Linked DNA regions of Homo sapiens: region 2 is linked to region 1. A link is a loop called in an ENCODE intact Hi-C map of the cell type or tissue named here. Cell type or tissue: dorsolateral prefrontal cortex. All regions are shown on one strand. Links, peaks and the distances in the headings refer to the core of each region. The heading gives the core; the rest is flanking DNA. Region 1 has its middle 51 kb from the start of BNIP2. Region 2 has its middle 83 kb from the start of ANXA2.

Evidence for each region. Peaks named below come from ENCODE experiments on the same cell type or tissue, not always from the same donor. Only the 100,000 strongest peaks of a DNase experiment are listed, where the experiment ranks them.
Region 2: a loop joins it to region 1, with 2.3 times the contacts of the local background. A loop is called at or near these places in 17 of 110 quality-filtered maps.

What each region holds. Positions count from the first base shown.
Region 1 is chr15:59,735,529-59,744,987 of GRCh38, reverse strand. No RefSeq gene overlaps it. Among named protein-coding and RNA genes, the nearest start is that of BNIP2, 51 kb to the right of the region's middle. In dorsolateral prefrontal cortex, for the core only: CTCF peaks have their summits at 3,256 and 3,480 (motif pointing left); no DNase peak of the experiment used is centred there; H3K27me3 peaks cover 2,542 bases.
Region 2 is chr15:60,310,323-60,319,781 of GRCh38, reverse strand. No RefSeq gene overlaps it. Among named protein-coding and RNA genes, the nearest start is that of ANXA2, 83 kb to the left of the region's middle. RefSeq lists an enhancer at 1,987-3,186. In dorsolateral prefrontal cortex, for the core only: no CTCF peak of the experiment used is centred there; no DNase peak of the experiment used is centred there.

The DNA.
Region 1 (9,459 bases), core at 1,396-6,395:
TGCTCTGGGGAAAGATGCTATGTTGTGAATACATTCAAGTAGCCCTGTGAAGGAGTCCATCAGTGAGGAACTCAGGCTTCCCACCAGCAGCCAATATGAGCTTGCCAGTCATGTGAGTGCACCATCTTGGAAGCAAATCATTAGCTCCCAGACAAGCTTTCTAATGGTTCCAGCCTTGGCCAACATCTTCACTGCAACCTCATAGGAGATCTTGGGCCAGAACTACCCAACTTAGATGCTGCTAAATTCCTGATCAACATATATTGTGTGAAATAATAAATGTGGGTTTTTCAAGCCACTAAATTTGGGGGTCATTTGTTATATGGCAATAGATTACTAACACAATAACACAATATAAAAGAATTATCTGCGATTCCACCATAGGCAAACACTTCCCTTGTACCGGAGGTCCAGTCCCCTCTCACCAACTCAAAAACATTGTTCAAGCAATTGTCCCCTTTCACTCCTGCATCACCAATATTTTCCTCTTTAGTGGATCAGTACCATCAGCATGCCAACATGCTATAATATCTCCTATCAAAAAAGCAAGCAACACATACCTCTTGGCCTCACAACTGCCTTCTAGCTACAGCAGTATTTCTCTATTCCCCTTCACAGCAAAATCCCTCAAATGAAAGTCTGTATTTTCTGTCTCTGCTTTGTCTTCTTTGATTCTCTACTGGACTCTCAAAAGATCTCAACACTAAAATCCAGTGTTCTCGTTTTGTTTAACCTCTCAGCCGCATTTGACAAAATTGATCACTCCCTCCTCCATGAAATGCTTGCTTCACTTTCTTTCTGGGACATTCCTCTTTTTTGCTCTCCTTCTAGTTTTCTGAGCATTCCTTTCCAGGTTTTCTGCTGGTTTCCTCCTATCTTCCTGACCCTAATTGTCAGAGTGTTCCCGGGCTCAGTCCTTGAGTCAATTTTCTTTCTCAAGATACCTGCCATTATTATGACCACCTTCTGTGATGACTGCTTGAATCCACATTGGTCATCACCCCTGCTCAAGCTCAGGATTCTGAGCACTCAATGCCTGCATTAATCAACTGGCAGCGCACTTAGTCTGTGCCTTCACCAATCCACATCAAAGTAATTCACTACTTAAAAAAATCAATGGAACCAATTATTTTGATACATTAAGACCAAAGTCACAACAGATGTATGATTGTTTTTATTATTTTTCAACTGGTTGAGTTGATGTTAGGTAGACTACTGTCTTAATTCTGGCAACTATAACAGAAATACCATAGATTGGGTGGTTTAAGCAACAGAAATCTATTCCTCACAGTTCCGAAGACTGGGAAGTCCAAGATCAAGGGACCAGCGGTGTCTTGTGAGGGTTCACTTCCTGGTTTGCAGATGGTTTGCAGATGGTCATCTTCTCATTGTATTCTCAATGAGCTTGCCAGTGGTGTGATTGTGCCAACTTGGAGGCAGATCCTTAGCTCTCAGACAAACCTTCTGATGGTTGCAGAGAGAGACAAAGCAAGCTCTCTTGTGTCTTTTTACAAGGGTATTAATCCCATTCATGAGAGCTCCACCCTCATGTCCTAATTACCTCCCAAAGGCCCCTCCTCCTAATACCATCACATTGAGAATTGGAATTTCAACATATGAATTTTAGAGGGCCAGAAACATTCAGTCCATAGCAACTGCCTTCAGCCAGAATTTCTGTGGCTATCCTGTGAATCATGGGATGTTCAGCAGCATCCCTGGCTTCTCCCCGTGAGATGCCAGCAGTTACCAACACCCCAGTTGTGATCATCAAAATGTCTCTAGACATTGCCAAAAATCACTCCCAGTTGAGACCCACTGCCTTAGACGTGTGTGTGTGTGTGTGTGTGTGTGTAGGCAAGCAGATAGGTTGAGAGATTTATTCAATATTGATATAGAGAGGAAAAGGCTAACATTAAACAAACCCTTCTTAGGCTAGTGAATTACAGCTTTTAGTTTCTGTGCTTATGTTAAGGGTGGATGTCCCTGCTACAAAAACCAATCCACTGGCAGGGATTCAAGAAGGCATCTGGAAATAAGGGGCTAATAAAAGGCAAAGCTAACAAGGCTCCACCCAGATCAGCAAGTACCATATACATACCTACCTGTATTATCATACCACGACACTGTTGTGAAATGATTTCTTCCCATTTCCCTAAAATGCTATGAGCAAATCAAGGGCAAGGACCACCCTCTGGCACAGTTCCTAGAGCCTCATTGGTGTTCAGCAGTTTTTAATTGACACCAAATGTGGGCACTGCCCTACCCCATGTCCAAGGCATGGGGATAGGGTCACCCACTCTTTCTTCACACACAGCTCCCTGACTGCATGTGGTTCCACTTTTTAAACCTGCCTCTGGCTTTTGTTTTAGCCAGATTCTTTATGAAGGCCTTTTATGTTCTGTGCTCTTCTATTTGAGAATTAACTCTTCACTTGGTGAGGATCTAAATGTGCCCCAAGTACACCCTGAGGTTAGCTGGACAAGGGAGTGTTAATAGTCCCCTGAGGAACCTAGATAGTAAGACGATGGTATTCTACAGGAGGAGATACAAGCAAACCCCATGCATCCACCACCGTCATCCATAACTCCTGAGTAGCTGACAGAAAAATTGTGTACCACACAGTTTCCAAAAGATAGCTGGGGCTGGGAGCTGTTTCTGGGAGGGAAAGAGGCACATTGCTCTCATAAAGCTTGACCAAAAATAAAAAATATGTATATCATGGGACATTAGGGCTAGAAAGAACTCTGGAGGCTATGTTCTCTAGCCCTTCTTTCTACAGATGAGAACAGCCTCCAATGCCCAGGGAGGTGTGTCTCCTCTGAGGTCAAACAGAATTTTAGTAGCACAGCTCTGACAAGAACATTAGCCTCTTGGCTCTGGATTCAGCTCCATTTCTACCTCACTGTGCCATCCCAGTTGGCAGATACAGCAACTTTAAGAGACATCCCTCTGAAAGAAGGACAAGCTCAACCCTGTGGCAGAGCTCTGTCCCACCTCAGCCTCCCCAGCCCACCCCCCACCAACCTCGACTCAGAGCGCAATGGCTCTTTGCATCCTTGGACAGTTTCTACTTGCATCTGCATCGATTAAACCTTGATCTCATTTATTATCTCAGGAAATGGTTTCAAGGTCACAGGGCTGGAAATTTAATTATGGTAGCAGTATATTAAGTGGCACATTTAAAGATGCTGAATTGTGGTAATTAATTTTTTGGATGGTGGTGTCAGAGGAACGGGTTTTCTCTACACTGGGTATTTGGCATCCATCATGGCCATTGAACTTGGCAGCTGTCTTTTAGCTTTAAACTGCCTCGTTATTCATCTTTTATGACTAGCCTTTAAAAACACTAGGCGCCGATACCCCCTTTTATTGTAATATATGTGTGCAACGGGAACGGAGCCATACTTCACCTTTGCTATAAAACATGAACCAAGGGTGCCAGCAGCTACCTAAGCTGGCCTCTAAATTGAGACAACAATTACCCTTCGCTGACATCTAGTGTCAAGGCATGAGATACAGCCGAAGCACTGAATCCATTGGCCTGGAAAACGTATGCTTCCCCAGTGATAAAGGCTGTCTCACCCACAAGGCTCCAGGCCCAGCGGGGAGGAAGGGAGCAGAGGGATTAACTTGGCCCTGACTATTGACTTTGCTGGGGCTCTAGGTTATCCAAGGGGGCACCCGTCTGCCAAGGTCTTAAAGAGCTTGTAATGTTTAACGAAAGGACAGTCATTAAATATGTTTGGTTCAAATATTAGGTTCAATGAGCCTGGGTGGCACTTAATAGAGAGGCGGGAAAATATGGATTAAATTAGAGAGATTCGTTAAAGAAATTGGCCTGGAGCCCAAGAATGACTGGTTGTCAGACAGAGCTGCCAGGAGTTAGGAGTTCATCCAGTGAGGGAAACTCAAACCAGGTTTAGGTTTTAAATTCCAGAATGCCACTATAAAATAGATTTAAATATTGATCAGCCTTTGTGAAGAAAGGGATAGCCATAAAAACTGGCTTGTGGGTAGAAATTCTTTTTCTCAGAAAATCCATGTCCTGGCCGGGCATGGTGGCTCACACCTGTAATCCCAGCACTTTGGGAGACCAAGGCAGGTGAATCACTTCAGGTCAGGAGTTTGAGACCAGCCATGGCCAACATGGCAAAACTCCATCTCTATTAAAAATACAAAAATTAGCTGGGCATGGTGGTGGATGCCTGTAATACCAGCTACTAGGGAGGCTGAGGCAGGAGAATCACTTGAACCCAGAAGGTGGAGGTTGCAGTGAGCTGAGATAGCACCACTGCACTCCAACCTGGGCAACAGAGTGAGACTTGGCCAAGAAAGAAAGAAAGAAAGAAAGAGAGAGGAAGGAAGGAAGGAAGGAGAGAGAGAGAGAGAAGAAAGAAAGAAAGAGAAAGAAAGAAAGAAAGAAAGAAAGAAAGAAAGAAAGAAAGAAGAAAGAAAGAAAGAAAGAAAGAAAGAAAGAAAGAAAGAAAGAAAGAAAGAAAAAGAAAGAAAGAAAGAAAGAAAATAGTGTCCTTTGCCTCCAAAAGCATAAGAGCACAGTGTTTATACACTTTGAAAGCACAGATCGCGATTTCTCCCTTCTTCAAGTGGGGTCTGCCCTACCCTCGAGTCCAAGGTTTCTTACCCTGGGCACTACTGATATTTTGGCCTTGCTGATTCTTGTCTATGGAGGGTTGGGGACTGTACAGTGCATTGTAGGATGTCTAGCAGCATCCCTGGCCTCTCATCAGTAAATGCCAGTAGCCTCCTCCCCCAGTTGTGATAACTAAAAATGTCTTCAGATATTGTCAGCTATCCTCTGGAAAGTAAAATTGCTCCTGGTTGAGAACCACTGGTCTGTTCTTACCTCAGGAGGCAGGCTCAGACCTCTAAGCTGACCTGCCAGCAGGGCCGTGCCTTGGCTGGAGAGGGCAGCGTTGGCCTGGCAGGTCTGAGCTGCCCTCACAGCTGGCCTGGTGACCACTCGTGCCTAACTGTGACCTCCACTTGGTTTGCTGGCCAGTATGTTGGACTTTGGCCTGCTTCACTCTCACTCTTGTCTTTGACCACAGTCCTAAGTCCTGACCATGAGCGTCCTATGATCTCGTGATCTCATTTTGGTAACACTTGTCCCATAACTGAGTCCTCACACCAGCTCACGTGTCTCCGCCGCAGTCAGTCAGAAAATCAGCACGTGTCTCCTGCTGGGGATCCCACAGGAAATAAGGCCATCAGAAACTCTGCCGTCACAGAATCTACATGCTAGTGGTGAGAGATAGCCAATAAATACGTCAGTAAATACGCCGTTTTCAGATGATGATAAGTGCAATGAAGAAAACAACTCAGATAATTGGATAGAGTGCAGAGGGGAGGGTGGGCTACTCTAGCCACGGTCAGTAAAGGCCTCACTGAAGAAGTGACGAGAACTAAAATGTGAACAATAAGAAGGTGGCCCTGAACATGGTGTTCCTGCCATTACAACAGGCTGTATTTTAAGAATAAGAAACTTAATAAGATCATAATATACGCGGAGTAAAGTGTCTAAATCTTAATCTTACATCTATATAAATATGCACATACAGAGATAACTACCACCCAGCTCATGATATGCAATGTTTCCATCATGGAAGGCCCATTTCTATGCCTTCTTCCCTGTCAGTACCCACCCCCAGAGATAAACTATTCTGACTTCGGTTGCCATTGATTCATTTTGTCAACAGGCTGCATTATATTTTATTGTGTTTTGTTTTTTCTAGGAAACCCAGGTAGGTCTTCTATACCCACAACTTTTCATAAATTCTTTTAAGCCTCTAGTTCCTTATAAAGCTAAAAGGGGCACGACAGCTCCCCTGGGGCACTAAAGGAACCGGTCGTGATGGAACCCACATCACCAAACCTCATTAGGTTAATCCAACCCTGGCTGATTCAGTGATGCCCGGAGGGGAAGAGATACAAGGGAAGACAGTCTCTGTACTTTCATCCCTACCTGCTTCCTTCTTGTTTGCTGAACAAACACTCCTGCCAGAGAAAGCAGCAGAAAAACACTGGGCTCTGCCAAACCCCCGTTAATCAATGAGGCTGTAACAAATCACAGGATGAAGCCTATGACACATCAATTACACTAAAAACCAAGGGCATCTACGGGAATTGGCAATCAGGCGCAAGACCTGCAGGGTCACCCACACCTAGCTGGGTGAGGCCTGAGGCCTGGACGCTCTGCTGTTTATTGGCCCAGCTGTGAGGTGATGGCTCAGAGGTAAGCGGCTGGCTGTAGAGTAAGAAATGCTTCATGCCCGCAGTGGTCTGAGTGAAGATGCTAACTAAGGTCTGTGTGGGCCACGCCTGGTGTATTCTTCTTTAAGCCAATGCTGGTTTTTTGCAGAACTTAGTTAAAATGCAGAGAAATGATCCAGAAATTGGAAAATTGCTTCTACCTCTGCCATTGATTAACTAGAAACTTGGCCAACCGAGTTGACCACTTGGTGTCACAGTTTCTTTATCTGCTACACAGAGATTATAATACATGCGTTACTACTTCATTGAAGCATCATCATACATAGATATATACACGTATACATATACACACACATATAGGTCAAGAGAGATATAAATTTAGGGGTAATTATATTTATATATGAGTTGGTATTTATTTGTCATCCATTTGACAGCCATTAAATGTTTCCACTATGTGGAAGGGCTTCATTTCCCTAAAGGAGCTCACAATGCAGAAAAGAAGACAGGCTGGAATTGGAAATGAGAAGTCCACATGCAAGCATCCAACAAAACCTGCATACATTATACTCCACCAAGCCACGAGTTCCCCAAAGAATAGGCTCCCGTTGCATTAGTCTCTGAATTCCATGAAGGAGTCGGCACCTGAGAACTGAAATGATTGGATTTCTTAGACTGATCTGGGGCAACGTTGTGTGAAGTGTGGTAGAACTCTTCAGCCCTTTGCCCATCTTGTTCCTTTTCCCCTTTACCCATTGTCCTACTATTCCATGGACAAAAGAATGGAGCAGAGAAAAAGAAGAGGCAAGGAACAAAGTGAGCAGAAGTGAAAAGTTTACTAAATCCAGGAAAGTGTATTGTGACTGGTTCTGCCAGCAGCACACTGAGGGTCAAGCACCTGCTCAGGGTCTCACAGCCAGTTAATGAACCCATACTAGCGCTCAGGTCTTCTAGTTGCAGGCTGTTTCTTATTCCCAGGAGACAGCTCACTAAATCAGAGTTCTTAGCTGCAAGCAACAGGTACTAATTTGGGCTGATATAGGAGGAAAAGAGTTTGTTAAAAAGATATTGCCAGGCAAAAATCACCAGTAGACACAAAAATTATATGGTGAAAAGTATTAATTAATTTATTTAATTTTTATTTATTTTTTTTTTTTGAGATGGAGTTTCAACCTTGTCGCCCAGGCTGGAGTGCAATGGCACGATCTTGGCTCACTGCAACCTCTGCCTCCCAGATTCAAGCGATTCTCCAGCCTCAGCCTCCCAAGTAGCTGGGATTATAGGCATGCGCCATCACGCCCGGCTAATTTTGTATTTTTAGTAGAGATGAGGTTTCTCCATGTTGGTCAGGATGGTTTCAAACTCCCGACCTCAGGTGATCCCCCCCCACCTCAGCCTCCCAAAGTGTTAGGATTACAGGCGTGAGCCACTGCGCCTGGCCGAAAAGTATTTAAAGAAAAAGATATTCACAGATGGCAAAGCACAGATTACGTACTACAAGGTTACCTGTAATGAAATATATACATTTACAGTGGAGAAATCTGGCAGCGATCATCCTAACCAAGTGGCCAAACATAATACCACCAACAGTGAAACCCCTGTCAGTAATGTGATGTGTATTCATACAAGCCCACTTATGAAATATGCTTTCCAAAAAAATGTTAACTTGAATTTAATCAGGCGTCTAGCCCTCATTTAAGATTTACAGGAAATACAAGGAGAGTGATGAATAAATTAAACAGCATCACAAGGAAACTATTAGGCTAATCAGGAATGTAGTACAGCCTATGAGACAACTGTTTCATCCTTCAAAAAGTCAAAGTCATGAATGAATTGTTAAAAGAAAGACTGCAGACTAAAAGAAAATAAACTGCAATAGTGAACCTGGATCAGATCCTGCTTTGAAAAGAATAGTTATAAGAGTTATTCTCCAATTGGAGGAAGTTATATATGGGTTGTACTCCAGAGAGTATTATGATATTGATAATTTTCTTAGGTTTGATAACAGTATTGTGATTTTGTGAGAGATTACACTTACTTTTAGGAGATGTATTCTGAAGTATTTAGGAGCTAGCTAAGTGTCAGGAGGTCAACAACTTTCAAGTGCTATAGCAAAAATAAGAATAAAATTAGAAATATACACACACAAGCAGCCAGGGATAAAATAAATATAGTAAAAGGTTCCAATTGTTGAAGCTAGGTGGAGATAATACACGTGTTCGTCAGAGGTATGGGGAAAAATACTGAGTAACTTAGATAGCTGGGCAAAGGATTGCAGGACCAGTTCTGAGGCTCAGCCTTCAGGAGCAAGGCCTAAATCACATTGCACAAATGGCCAGGTGAAAGAGCGGCATTGCTACCCTGACCACCAGAGAGTGCTGCCTCTCCTCTGTCCCCAGTGCCACTTCTGCCATGAAACCACAGGGGTAAATACCTCCGTCGCCTCTGCTGCACCAAACGCTAGACAGCTGTATCATCCCTTCCACCAGGAATTATGGAAACCCTGCACAAAGCCTTTTTCTCCAGCGGCTAAGATGAAGGAAATCCTCCTACTGGTACATCTGATTAGTGGTGCCTAGTTCTCAGGCCGGCATCTTTGCTGCACGGTAGGTTGGAAATTGGCATATTGATGCTTCTGTTGGTGAGGCTAGGAAAAGATGATCAGTAGCCTTCAACATGATAGGTGTCAGCTGTGGAGGAAAATAATGTATGTGAAATAGTCCAGGGTCCAGACTCTATTCAAGCACCTATCTCATATGACTGCAGCATACTTTAATACAAGAAATTTTACTTTCCGCTGGGCGCAGTGGTTCACACCTGTAATCCCAGCAATTTGGGAGGCTGAGGCGGGCGGATCGCCTGAGGTCGGGAGCTCGAAACCAGCCTGACCAAGATGGAGAAACCCCCGTCTCTACTAAAAAATACAAAATTAGCCACGCATGGTGGCGCATGCCTGTAATCCCAGCTACTCGGGAGGCTGAGGCAGGAGAATTGCTTGAACCCAGAAGGCAGAGATTGCAGTGAGCCAAGATAGCGCCATTGCACTCCAGCCTGGGCAACAAGGTTGAAACTCCATCTCAAAAAAAAAGAAAAAGGAAAAGGAAAAAAAGAAAAATAAAAGGAAAATTTAAAAAAAGAATTTTTACTTTCATGCCTGTAATCCCAGCACTTTGGGAGGCCAAGACAGGCAGATCGCTTGAGCCCAGGAGTTGGAGACCAGCCTGGCAACGT
Region 2 (9,459 bases), core at 2,584-7,583, 570 kb before region 1:
AAGCAATGGAGGAAGAATCATGATTTGGTCCAAATTACTATCTAAGAGATTTCTCTCTTTCTTTCTTTCTCCCTCCCCTCCCCTCCCCTCCCCTCCTTTCCTTCCTTCCTTCTTTCCAGACAGGGCCTTGCTCTGTCGCCCGGGCTGTACTGCAGTGGGATGATCATAGCTCAGTGCAGCCTCAAATTCCTGGGCTCAAGGGATCCTCCCACTTCAGCCTCCCTAATATCCAAGAGATTTCAAAATCAAAACGATATGAAACTACTCTGAGTTTTTAGTGCCCCCTCCCTGAAATGGGTTATGTTTTCATTGTAACAATTTGTAACTTACATTTATTTGTGTGATTATTTGATTGATGTCTGTCTTTGCCACTTGCACTTGAAATTCAGGAGAGTGGGAGAGCCATATCTGTTTAGCTTGTCATTGTATTTCTAATACATAGCACATAATAGCACATATCATAATAACAGCAATGACAATAATAATGCACAAGGGATAACTAATACTTGCTGGGCTTTTTCTATGTGCCAGGTTTTGTTCTAGATGCTTTATGTTTACCAGCTCGTTTAATTAACCTTAATTTAATGTAACCTCTTGACAAATATTGGTTGAATGACTTTCATATAAATAAAAAATAAATTTTTAGTTTATACATCTGATACCTGTTTAGTGCTGTGAAGGTTTGGGAGGCTGTTTATTATAATAAAAGCTGAAAGACATTAAACTCAAAGTGATTCCACAAAGTGTTTCTTGTGTGTGCCCAATAAATAAATTTTTCACTTTTTTACATTCTTTTTTATTTGTGGACTCCTAAAACAGATTTTAAGAAACAAGAGAAAGGGCTAGAGACTCCCTAACTACTTAAAGAAATAGAGCAGCATTGCCATTTTAAAATCGGGTGTTAATTTTAATCAAGAAATCTTTGATTAGCAGCTTTCAACTCTAATGGTGGGAGGTTGTCTTTCAAGGAAGTTTTAAGCTGACATCTATGTTGCTGCTGCAGTAACCTACACTTAATTTATTGTCATTTAGTGCAAAAATTGATGAGAACATAACCTTTGTAAGGTTTTTATGTTTTATTGCCTATAAAAGATAAAATATGGGGTAAAAGGAAGTAAAATAGTATTTTGTTAAGTCAGGGGATGGATTTATGTTTTAACTAACTGATAGAATAATCAGAGGGTCATAAAGATCAGAGTATCTGCCTCCTATCTCTTCTCTTTTTATGTGAGCATTCAACAAGCTTCTCTTTGTGGCTGTCAGACCCATGGGAGCTCACCCAAACAGCAGGCCCGCTTTGTCCAAGGGTATTAACTCAACTGTTTAGAGCTAGAATACCAGGAGGCTTCTGTTGCGCACATTAAGCGATTGGGATAAGTCTAAATGAATCAGATACTTGACATGTGCAAATGGGATGTGTGTTCACAAGGGACTGTGGGGTTACATTGTGTCTTGAATGGACAGGCAAAAACAAAGTATGTGAGTTATGTTGAATTTTGCAGGAAACACACAAAGAGACTCTGGTCTTTGGGAATTGCCAGTGACTGTGTTGTAGAGGACGATGCCGGGAAGGCCCAGCCTTGCTAATTTCTCCTCAACACACCCTTCATAGCATTAAAAAAAAAAAAAGGAAAGAAAGATAATAAATTTCAAAGTGATTAGTTTTGATAACGTAGGCCCGTGGTTCTCAAACCTTAGCACGCAGAGGAAGCCCCTTGGAGCACCAGTTAAAACCCAGATTTCTGGGCCCATTTCCAGGATTTCTGATTCAGCAGGTCTTGGGTGGGGCTTGAGAGTTTGTGATATGGTTTTACTGTGTCCCCACTGAAATCTCAACTTGAATCGTATCTCCCAGAATTCTCATGTGTTATGATGGGAGGGACCGAGGGGGAGGTAATTGAATCATGGGGGCCAGTCTTTTCTGTGCTATTGTTGTGATAGAGAATAAGTCTCATCAGATGTGATGGGTTTATTAGGGGTTTCTGCTTTTGCTTATTCCTCATTTTTGCTTGCCGCCGCCATATAAGATGTGCCTTTCATCTCCTGCCATGATTCTGAGGCCTCCCCAGCCATGTGGAACATAAGACCAATTAAACCTCTTTTTGTTACCAGTTTTGGGTATGTCTTTATCAGCAGTGTGAAAATGAACTAATACAGTTTGCATTTGTTTTAAGACAGGGTCTCACTCTGTCATCCAGGCTGGAGTGTAGTGGTGCGATCATGTCTCACTGTGACCTAGAGCTCCTGAGCTCAAGTGATCTCTCCTGCTTCAGCCTCCCAAGCAGCTAAGACTACAGGCGCAAGCCACCAGGCCTGACTAAGTTTTCTGTATTTTTTGTAGAGATGGGGTCTTACTCTTGCCCAGGCTGGTTTCAAACTCCTGGCCTCAAGTGATCCTTCTGCTTGGCCTCCCAAAGTGCTGGGATTACAGGCGTGAGCCACCGTGCCTGGCCCCGAGTTTGCAGTTCTAACAAGCTCCCAGGTGATGCTGTGCTGCTTGTCTAGAGATTGTGCTTTGAGGACCACTGCTCTAGGTACTCATTTACCTACGTCATAGGTGGGTGGACATGCCCCAGGGTGTTGCAGGAGTCCTAGAAAACATCTTCTCAGCTCAGAAGGGTGGGGCTGGGTGAGTCTGTAGGTATTCAGGTGTGTTTCATGTGCAAACAAGCCAGGGCTTGTCCTAAGGATAAATAACTGCTTTAGTCTTTGGAGCTTTCAGTCTAAGATTGGACTGAGGAATAAAATATGCAAGTTAATTTATTTCTGTAAGTGTCCTGTTTGCTTTGTAGGATTTGCTCCCAAAGTAATCTACTTGCTTGGAGCTCCTCAAAGATGCCAATCTGTTTTATTGCTGTGTTCTGGATGCTAAGCACAGTGCCATGCACCGGGCCCTGCTACATGATTTGCAGGACTCAGTGCAAGATGAAAATGTGGGGCTCCTTGTTCAAACATTAGTATGAATCTGAAGATAGAGACAGCAGGGCCCTGTGTGACCGCACAGGTTGTGCCCCATGAAGCTGGCCCTTCTTGTCACCTAGTAAGCAGTTTATTAGCTCTTTTCACCAAAGGATCATTGACCAAAGCTTAACCAAGAGGAATTTTGAAGGACCTCCTGGTTAGATTCCCTCTTTTTTTGGTGGAGGCAAGTGTGATCATTTTAAGTAGCCTTCATAGTTAACCTGGCACCTCTGCATGTGTTTGCCCATTTGCAGCATCCCTGGAAGGGGGGCATTATGATCCCCATTTGACACACGGCTCAGCTGTGACTTGAACACATATAGTGATTTGGACCAGTGTTCTGATGTCTAGTACTTTAAAAAACTTTTGATTTTTAGTTGCCACATTTGTGTCTCAGAGAGGTTTAGCTACATGCTTAAAAACACACAGCCAGAAAACAAGTGAACAAGAATTTGAACTCAATCTTCTAGATCCTACTTGAACATTCTTTCTATTCCCAATCATGGAAGAAAGCAGGTTTGGGGAATGATATGGTTTAGCTGTGTCCCCACCCAAATCTCATCTTGAATTGTATGCCCATAATTCCCATGTGTTGTGGGAGGGACCTGGTGGGAGAAAATTTGAATCATGGGGGCGGTTTCCCCCATACAGTTCTCATGGTAATGAATAAGTCTCATGAGATCAGATGGTTTTATCAGGGGAAACCCCTGCTTGGCTCTCATTCTCTTCGCTTGTCTGCCACCATGTGAGACGTGCCTTTCATCTTCCACCATGATTGTGGGGCCTCCCCAGCCACGTGGAAGTGTAAATCCAATACACCTCTCACTTTTGTGATGCCCAGTCTCTGGTATGTCTTTATCAGCAGTGTGAAAAATGGACCAATGACAGGGAAGGTCATTGATTCTATTGACTGATATTTTTGAGCTCCAAAGCTTAGTATTGATTCCAGTAAATCTAGTTGATGCTTGACCTATTTCTGTCCCTGTATGCTCTTTAGTTCTGAGAACAGATGGCTTCTCAAATATGCCCTGTTCCCAGGAGAGTCTGGCTCCTAAAGTTTGACTACTGATGGCTTGGAAGTTTTCCTCTGAGTTAATCCCCCACTCCCAACATTCTTCACCATTGCGACTCAGTGTTTAGGTTAGGTGAAAATATTTATTTCCTAGAGCACTGGAAATATCTTCTGTTCCCCATTGTCTTGATTTATCTGGATGCACCTGGTGTTCTCTCCCGTTCTCTGTGGGTATGAACATCTTGACCTCTGAGGATGTGAAACCAAGCAGGCATGATAATTATGCTTGGTGGCCAGTTGACAGGCTGTCTGGGTTTGAGTCCTGCTTCTTCCTCTTACTTGCTGATCATGGCCAAGTTCTGGACTTAACCACACTTGAGCTTGTTTCCTGGTCTGTAAAATAGGAATAATGCAGTTAACAGAGGTTTACTGCAATCATTAAAGGACATGACTTATGCAGAGTTCTTTGGTAACAGCATTACTGTGTTCTGGGCTGGCCCCAGGCACAACTAGGTCATGGGTGAAATTTATCTGGTTTAGTGTTCCATGCTTGTTTAATACCCTCTCCTCCCCCTGCCCCATAAATGCTGGCATGTTCCTTTTTCCTGAAGTACACCTGCACTGTAGCACATTCAAGAACTCAAACAAACAACAACAAAAAAATAGTCTTTCCACAATGGGCAGAAGTGGGAGATGTTTCGATGCAGGCTTTCTTTGAGGGAGTGGGGTGCCTGGTAAAAAGAAAATTCTCTTGTAGATAGATGGCCATGTGTCCTGATAGCATGGGGAAATGAATATGTGTGCAACTGTGTGTGTATGCAAGTGTGTAAAGAAGTCATGGGCCTTATCGTTAGAACCTTCCTTCCTCCCCAACGTCCTCAATCTTTCTGCACCCCAATTCTTCAGAGATTTTATTGAATCTATGGCTGGATGGGGATCGGGGAAAATCATTTTACTTTGATCTGCTCACTAGAGCTTCTTAACTTCTCAGTTTCTTTTATTAGTTCCCAGTATTTAGAGTAAATGCAAACGTTTCTTCACCCAAGGTCTCAATATCCTTTTTTCACACCCTGTATTAGTCCCTTCCCATATTGCTATAAAGAAATACCTGAGACTGGGTAACTTATAAGAAAAGAAGTTTAATTGGCTCACAGTTGTGCAGGCTGTACAGAAAGCATGGTGACATCTGCTTCTGGGAGGCCTCAGGGAGCTTTTACTCAAGGTGGAAGGCAAAGCAGGAGCAGATACATCTCACATGGTGATATGGTTTGGATTTATGTGTCTGCCCAAATTTCGTGTCAAACTGTAGGCCCCAGTGTTGGAGCAGGGGCCTGGTGGGAGGTGATTAGATCATGGGGGCGGACTCCCCCCTTGCTGTTCTCATGCTGGTGAGTGAGTTCTCATGAGATCTGGTTGTTTAAAATTGTGTAGTACCTCTCCCATCTCTCTTTTCCTCCTGCTCTGGCCACGTACGACATGCCTCTTTCCTCTTCACCTTCCGCCGTGATTGTAAGTTTCCTAAGGCCTCCCCAGCCGTGCCTCCTGTACAGCCTGCAGAAGGGTGAGCCAATTAAACCTCTTTTCTTTATAATTACCTAGTCTCAGGCAGTTCTTTATAGTAATACAAGAATGGACTAATACACATGGCGAAAGCAGGAACAAAAGAGAGGGAGGGGCGAGGTGCCACATACATTTAAATTACCAAATCTCATGAGAACTCACTCACTATTACAAGGACAGTGCTAAACCAATTCATGGTGTTAAGCCATTCATGAGAAATCCGCCCCCATGATCCAATCACCTCCTACCAGGCCCCACCTCCCACACTGAGGATTACATTTTAATATGTGATTTGAACAGGGACATACAACTAAACTATATTACACCCCAAATTATTTTTATATAGCTAATATGTTAAACATCAAAAAATGACAGGAAGATAGGCATGTCTAATTCCAGCTGCTTTGTCTCCTGATGCTAGTGGGGGAAATGCAGGCTCAGGATCCTTGAGCCTTAGGTACCATGTTAGCACCTGCTTGCTCCCTCCCTTCTGACCTTGCTGTCCCCATGCAGCTGGTGCTGTAGCCCTCCCCATCCCTGCCCATCTTCCCACCAAAAAACAACCCACAGTGCATGGAAACCATTCCGAGTCCTTATAATAGGGATGAGATGCTTTACTTTTTGAAGGAGGGTGAGGTTGAATGATAATAGCTACGTTGCAAGTCCCAAATTGAAATCATCCATCAAAGATTAACTGAAGGATTTACTCGCTCAAAGTGCCTATGAATTCTCCATACTTTCGCATGTATTAAAGATACCTGAGGCCAGGCGCGGTGGCTCAAGCCTGTAATCCCAGCACTTTGGGAGGCCGAGGCAGGCAGATCACGAGGTCAGGAGATCGAGACCATCCTGGCTAACACGGTGAAACCCCATCTGTACTAAAAAATACAAAAAATTAGCCGGGCGTGGGGGCGGGCTCCTGTAGTCCCAGCTACTCCGGAGGCTGAGGCAGGAGAATGGCGTGAACCCAGGAGGCGGAGCTTACAGTGAGCCGAGATCGCGCCACTGCACTCCAGCCTGGGGGACAGAGCGAGACTCCGTCTCAAAAAAAAAAAAAAAAAAAAAAAAAAAAAGAAAGAAAAGAAAAGAAAAGAAATACCTGAAATCAAGACCATAATTTGGTCAATGTAATTTGACAACTCATGAGAAAAACAATTGCATTGTTGTACCCAGTGAGAGCACCACTTCTCTCCTGGTAATGAAGAGGCTTGTGCTATCTCTTCTGTGGTTTGCTGCCCCATGCTCTGGTTGACCCCGGTGATCAAGGATGACATCAATACCTAAGACCAGAAACAACCTAAGAACTGCATTGTTGCTATGGGATTCTGTCTCTTTCCACAGTGTACATACAGAGCTAAATCAGCTGGTGTTTTCCCCTTTAATTTTCCTTCTCTCCACTCTAGGTATAGGCCAATGAGCATCAGAAAGCTAGAAACATCTGTACAGCTTCAATGCCAACTGAGTCATTAGATATGAACTTGGACTCATTATCTCTCTCCTACTTCTTCAGGATGGAGGAAAAACCCTCTTTACCAACATCCCTGCTCCTCCCTCTGAATGAAGACTATTGATCCAAACCAGATTCTTGAAAATCATCCTAGACCCTTTTCTCCTCCTCACCTCCACACCCAACCACTCACTAAATATTGTTGATTGTATCTCAAGTCTCTCTAGACTCTCTCCCTTCCTCGTCCCCACAGTCTCGGCCCTGGTTCAAGCTACCGCATTTCTTATGTGGATTGCAGTGGTTTCCTGTCAGTTCTTTTTGTCTCTGGTCTCACTCTGGATCATCAGTCCTGCCCAAAACTCCTAGAACAGATCAAACATTGCTATGATGGATCAACTTTATTGCTTCCCAGAATCAAGTCCAAAGTCTTCTTTTAGGAAGGAATACAATATTTTTACTAATCTTCCCTTGCCTACCTCTAGCTAGAAACAAGTTAGAAAACATTATTTTAATTTCCCCAAATTTGATATATTCCCTTAACTTTCTGGGCCTTTGTGCAAACCATTTCCTCATTTTCTTTTTACTGTGCTTTGTCTGGATGACTATTCTCACCTTAAGGGTCACCTCCTTTTTGGATTCTTCCCTGAATGCTCCCTCCTTTTGACTTTGTAAAGCACTGGCGACACTATATTGCACCTTTTTTTTTTTTTTTTTTTTGAGACAGAGTTTCGCTCTTCTTGCCCAGGCTGGAGTGCAAGGGGGCGATCTCGGCTCACCACAACCTCTGCCTCCCGAATTCAAGTGATTCTTCTGCCTCAGCGTCCCGACTAGCTGGGATACAGCCATGTGCCACCACGCCCAGCTAATTTTGTATTTTTAGTAGTGATGGGGTTTCTCCATGTTGGTCAGGCTGGTCTCGAACTCCTGACCTCAGGTGATCCACCCGCCTTGGCCTCCCAAAGTGCTGGATTACAGACTTGAGCCACTGTGCCCGGCCTTATTGAACCTATTATTATTATTCTTTAAGTTCTAGGGTACATGTGCACAATGTACAGGTTTGTTACATAGGCATACATGTGCCATGTTGGTTTGCTGCACTCGTCAACTCGTCATTTACATTAGGCATTTCTCCAAATGCTATCCCTCCCCCAGCCCCGCTCTGCCCAACAGGCCCTGGTGTGTGATGTTCCCTGCCCTGTGTCCAAGTGTTCTCATTGTTCAACTCCCAGCTATGAGTGAGAACATGTGGTGTTTGGTTTTCTGTTCTTGCGATAGTTCATTTAGAATGATGGTTTCCAGCTTCATCCATGTCCCTGCAAAGGACGTGAACTCATTCTTTTTTATGGCTGCATAGTGCATAGTATTCCATGGTGTATATGTATTGCACCTATTTTTAACAGGTGCTTGGAGGAAAGGCTCCCACATACCATTATTATTATTGCAATATTTGTATTTTGATTTTCACTTTAGCACACTTTAAACCTATGTTAAACATATCTTAATGAATATAGACATATACAAGAGATTGTTTAAATGTATATGTGCAGTTTAAAAAACCATGACCTCAAAATCAAGCACATATGCGTTCATTAGCCAGGTCTTAGACATAGGACTTTGTTAATTCCCCAGATATTCCCTGTGTTCTTTTCTGATCTCTTCTGCCTCTCTACCTCCTATAGGTAATAACTATTATCCTGAATTTCATGTTAATTATTAACCTGCTTTTCCTTATAGTTTTAAAAAATGCCACCTAAGTATATATCCCATGGCAATAAATTGTTTAATTTGGTCTGGGTCTGAACTTTATATAAATGGAATTGTTCTGTTTATATTCATTTCTGACTTGCTTCTTTTTTTCATTATTATGTTTATGAGATTTATTCTGTTGATATGTATTGCTACGGTTCGTTCATTTTTTCATGGTTGTATAAATCCCATTTTGTGAATACATTATATTTTATTTACTGAATCTATTGTTGATGACTTGTTTCTAGGTTTTGCAATTATAAACAACGCTCCTATGAACATTCTTACCCATAACTTCTGCCACACATGCAAGATTGGCAATAGACTAGATAAAGCTGGAAGTGAGACACCCAGGTAGAATGTATCAGCAGATTCCCCTTTATGAGGCATTTCTAAATGTTTCCTAAAGTAGTTGTACCAGGGGTCGTATCTTTTTTGTTATCCTGGTATCGCTAGCACCTAGGACAATGAATGGCCAAGCACAGTTGCTCCATAGATACTTATTGAATGAAGGTAGAACCACAAACAGCATGTTGTGACAGTCTTTGTCTATAAATTGTTCTGGGCAATAAAGTCAAAGCAAGCACTCTTTCCACCCCAACTGTAGCCTGTAGAATGGGCCTGTAGGCTTGGCATCAGAAGATGTATTTTAATAATAATAATGACAGGAGTGATACAATGGTAATGTCTTATACCACTTAAGGATTCTTGGAAGACCCGGTTAGAATTATGG